Regions from separate parts of the Homo sapiens genome. Here region 2 is linked to region 1. Evidence: chromatin loops called from intact Hi-C (ENCODE). Cell type or tissue: PC-9. All regions are shown on one strand.

What was found. Hi-C counts contacts between places; a loop is a spot of excess contacts. Peaks named below come from ENCODE experiments on the same cell type or tissue, not always from the same donor. Only the 100,000 strongest peaks of a DNase experiment are listed, where the experiment ranks them.
Region 2: it touches region 1 in a loop (4-fold over the local background); 1 of 110 quality-filtered maps calls a loop at or near these places.

What each region holds. Positions count from the first base shown.
Region 1 is chr1:167,081,694-167,084,193 of GRCh38, forward strand. All of the region lies in intron 1 of GPA33 (glycoprotein A33), which reads right to left. Among named protein-coding and RNA genes, the nearest start is that of GPA33, 7.4 kb to the right of the region's middle. In PC-9, no CTCF peak of the experiment used is centred here; a DNase peak (open chromatin) is centred at 1,158; H3K4me3 peaks cover 1,203 bases; H3K27ac peaks cover 2,033 bases.
Region 2 is chr1:167,160,419-167,162,918 of GRCh38, forward strand. It overlaps the pseudogene RPS17P6. Among named protein-coding and RNA genes, the nearest start is that of LINC01363, 34 kb to the right of the region's middle. In PC-9, no CTCF peak of the experiment used is centred here; a DNase peak (open chromatin) is centred at 1,043; H3K27ac peaks cover 2,287 bases.

The sequences.
Region 1 (2,500 bases):
TTTCCCGAGCCACTTCGGGCAGATGTATCCCAGGTACATGTAGTTCTCGTGTTGATATGGGCTGTGCATCAGGCTCCTTCCCTCAACAGATGGCAGGCTCCCTGGGGCAGCGTCTGAGTCTCAGGCTTCTCTTATATCCACCACTTGCCGGCTTTACCTGCCAGGTGTCTACACTGAGCTGGGTCCTAATAAGGCCTTGTTGATTGAGTGGTATGTGGCACAATCCCTGCTCAGGAAGCAGTCAGAGGTTACTGTCAGCCAGCATCCTAATAGAGCCCAATTAAGTGTTAAAGTGGAAGTGTTAAGGGAGTGAGGTGTGTAGGGGAGGAGCTGAGTTAAAACCAGGAAAAGAGATTTAATGGGAAGGCTTATTGAGGAGGTAGAACCCGAGGGATTCAATTCACGGTGTTGGACTGCATATATAAGGGAATAAAGCAGGATGCAAAACTGTGCATACAACAGTGTCCCAGTCCTACACAATCACAGACAGAGAGAGAGAGAGAATATTTCTAGAAGAAAATACACCAAAATACAGTATTAATAACAGTTACCTGTGGATTCTGAGATCGTGGGGCAATCTGAGATTTCTTCTATGTGTACTTTTATTTCCCAAATGCTCTGCAACAAACATACAGCCCTCTTTTAACAATAAAGCCAACTAGGAGGTGAAAAAGTAGAGACAGTGAGGGCAGCCTATTTTGTCAGGAGCTCACCTAACACTGGAAGATGAGAAAGCTGAGACCAGAGGGGCACAGAGGATCCTGAGCAGATTTCTTTAGCCCCTTTGGGATTGAAGAAGGAGAAATGGAGGTGGGTTTGTAGGTTATAGGGAAGGTGCTGCCAGCAAGGAAGAGTCTGAAAGTGCAGCAGACACCAGATGGAGCAAGACCTTAGCCTGGGAGGGGACCCGAGAGGAGGGGAAGGGCCAGGGCACAGTTGGAAAGCCAGCTTTGCTCACGGCAAGTGTCACCTGTTCCCCAAATGCAGATGGAGATACATTGGTGGACACGTGCAGGGCGTGAGCTCTAGCCAACAGATATACGTTTTATGCTCCTCTCCCAGTGAACTTTGTGACGGCCCTAATGGGAAGCGTCTGTCTGTCGCCATGTTCTGCCCATGCCTGGTGTTTATGGCATCCCTGACTCACCAGGGCAGAAAATGAGGAAGCAGTCCAAAGGTCACTGGGTAGGAGAGGAGAGGGAAACACCTCAGGAAGGAGGCGGGTTCCAAGCTTGACGGTTGGTGCCCCAGGCAGAAAGGGGACAGGGTGATCTGGGAACAGAGACAAGCCCCACAGAGCAGGCAGAGAGAAGACGATGGAGGGCAAAACCTGAGTGCTGCCAACCCGGGGTGGCTTGAGGGGCAACTGAACTTCCCCCCAAGTCCACTATGTCCTCCACCAGCTCTTGCAATACTGAAACTTCCACCATTGACAGAAGGCACAGAAGCTCCTGCTAAAATGCAGGTGATGTCTGAGAGGCAGGGAAGACACACTAAGTGACTTTCTCTAAGTCACTTTAACCTGTGGAGTAATCCATCTCCCTAACTAGCTAGTGCCCCTTATCTATCAAACCCAGGAAAGGAATGTGAGACAGGAACATTTTGAGAGAAGCAAGTGAGATTAGGAACACAGAGGTTGGAGACAAGCAGGGGCAGCCTGGAGGAGGAAGAAAAGCAGGAAAGGCAGGATAGGAAATGGTGAAGCCAGTCAGCCTGCTGCTAGGGGAGGTTCAGAAGGGTCGGCACCCATTCACTAACACCTATCCAGCAAACGGCTGCTGGGTGCCTGTGTCCTGGGCACTATGCCAGACTCTGGGGATACAACGTGGGGCAGGGACAGATGCAGTTGCTGCTCTCACGGCGTTCACTGTTCCAGGGAAGTCAGATGGTAATAAATAAATAATCATAGAAATAAATGTAAAACCACCATAGTAACGAGTGTCATGCATATGATGGGAGGATATAACAGAGAGGGTGCCCTGAGGAAGGGCCTTTTGAGCTGAGATTGAAATATAAGCAGGAGTGAACCTTGAGAAAATAGGAGAAGAGATGTGAGGGAAGGGCATCATGCAGAGGTCAGGGGGTGGCAGAAGGCGAGGCATGTTCCAGAAACTAACACAAACCAGTGTGTAGCTATGGCACCAGGGAGGTTTCTTGGGGGTGTATGATTCCCCATATGATATCCTTTAGCCTCCCACTGTCAATCCAAATAAACTTGTCCAAATACAGGACAAGTAAAAACAGCATCCTTGTCTCATCCAAGTAGTTGAGGACAAATCCTGCTATCCACCCTTTCAGCCAGATTGCCTGCCCCCACCAAGATCCTCTTACAAGCAACTCAAATCACACCATACATGGCCAGTGCAGCCAGAAATGTGGGCTGGGCCTGGCGCTTATCGGCCATGACAACGATTTGAGTCTTTATCCTAATAGTCATGGGAAGTTATGGAAGGGCTTTAAGCAGAGGTGGTGACATGGTCATGATTTTATTTTACAAGAT
Region 2 (2,500 bases), 79 kb after region 1:
GGATTGCCACCTTCTGAACATAGAGAAGGACAATATTTTCCAGCCCCCTCGTGAGTGGGACACTGTGGCTGATACAGGTCAATATGCTCTGAGTGGAAATAATAGAAGTGATGTGTGTCACTTCTGAACTGGGGCATTTAATCATTAACAGGAGACTCTCCAGAGCTGTCTTTCCTTCTGCAAAAAGGCAAGTTCCAGCTCCATCAGCATAGGTCTTGAAGTGAGGATGATTTTGAACCAAGCCTCAGCTGCCCCATGTATGCTATGTGCCTGAGAGTTGGGGATTATCTGATACTGCAGCATAATCTAGCCTATCCTAACTGATAGGATCACAACCTAAAGAGTGCAGAAATATATTTTTATTTCCTCGTAACTAACTTAACTCACAAGCCCCCAATTCCACCAATAGTAGAAAATTCAGTGTTGCCCATTCAACTCACTTTGAGTATAGTTCTCCCCCATTTTTTGAGGAGAGAATACTTAGTCAATTCCAAGTTCCACCCCTTGGAACAAGGCTGGCAGAGTACATCTAAGTTTCAGGTAATGAAGGAGGTAAAAATAGTAGTTAAGGTTTTTTTGGTTGTTTTTGTTTTGAGATGAAGTCTCACTCTGTCACCCGGGCTGGAGAGTGCAATGGCAAGATCTCAGATCACTGCAACCTCCACCTCCCAGGTTCAAGCAATTCTCCCACCTCAGCCTACCGAGTAGCTGGGAATACAGGCATGCGCCACCACGCACGGCTAATTTTTTGTATTTTTAATGGAGATGGGGTTTCACCATGTTGGCCAGGCTGGTCTCGAACTCCTGACCTCAAATGATCCGACCACCTCAGCCTCCCAAATGCTGGGATTACAGGCGTGAGCCACAGTGCCTGGCCAAGAGCAGTTAAGTGCCCCATAACAAAGAGAGGCACTGGAGGTTACCTTTGTCCCAGGGCTGTCTTCTCATCTGCAAGCCATCACAGCTACGTGGCTCTTTCCTCTCTACCTTTGTGGTGGATGTGTCAGAGGCATGTGAACCAGAGTGACTCCATCTTGAATAGGGGCTGGGTAAAATAAGGCTTAGACCTGCCGGGCTGCATTCCTAGGAGGTTAGGCATTCTTAGTCACAGGATGAGATAAGAGGTTAGCACAAGGTACAGGTCACAAAGACGTTGCTGATAGAAGGATGCAGTAGAGAAGGCGGCCAGAAGCTACCAAAACCAAGATGATGATGAAAGTGACCTCTGGTCATCCTCACTGCTCATTATATGCTAGTTATAATGCATTAGCATGCTAAAAGACACTCCCACCAGCACCTTGACAGTTAATAAATGCCATGCCAATGCCCAGAAGTTACCCTATATGGTCTAAAAAGGGATGGAACCCTCAGTTCCAGGAATTGCCCACCCCTTCCCGGAAACCTCATGAAAAATCCACCCCGTTTAGCATATAATCAAGAAATAGCCAACCAGCAGCCCTCAGGGCTGCTCTGCCTATGAATTAGCCATTCTTTTATTCCTTTACTTTCTTAATAAATTTGCTTTCACTTTATGGATTCCCCTCTAATTCTTTCTTGCGCAAGATCCAAGAACCCTCTCTTGGGGCCTGGATAGAGAGACCCCTTTCCAGTAACAGATATCTGCAACACTGCCAAGGCCTCTGAACATGAGGCACGCTACTCTGCTCCCTCCTCATCTTAACCCAAGGCCTCTAAAGTTTCTAGCCCTCTCACAATATTTCTCCCTCCCCCACACCAGATCTCTGGACCTCAAGGCTGCTAGGACACTGTGAGGTAGTCCTCGAGTAACTCACTCAAGCAGCTACAGTGACTATTGTTCTGGCATCATGTGTGCCTCTCTAAGGGCCTGTCTGCCTAGGCTACACCTTGGGGAGCAAGGCATGAGTGCCCTCTTGCCTCAGGCCCCACTCCCATCAAACCTATCAGAGGTTTATTTTTGTTTGTTTGTTTGTTTTGTGCCTTTGTCCCAGGTTTATTGAAAATATTACAGTATTGCAGAAAGATTCAAACAGGTCCCCTAGGCGTTTTGAAAGTCATCCGAACTGTAGGCTGACTGACCTGCAGGTTGGACAGACTGCCAAATGCTGAAGTCCAAAAGCATTTTCTTAGCGTTAGGATGTACTTCAATGATCTCCTGATCCAGGGCTGAGACCTCGGGAACATAATTGTCTCTTTTTTCTCTCTCTTCCTCCTGCAGCTTGATGGAGATACCTCTTACTGGTATCTTACCCCTCTGAATCCACTTCACCAGATGCATGACATAGCCTGCTATCTTGTTGTGGAGCTTCTCGCTGGGGATAATGGCGATCTCCTCGCACACGCGCTTATCCGTGTGGAAGTCATTGCCCAGGCGCGTGTAGTACTTTTCTGTGACGACCTGGGCCGCCTTCTTCACGGTTTGGGTGTGAACGCGGCCCATGTTGGCTGGTCCTTGGTAAAAGAGGCCCTATCAGAGGTTTCTAACACACATTTTCTACACCCCACTGCTGGCATGAAGCCA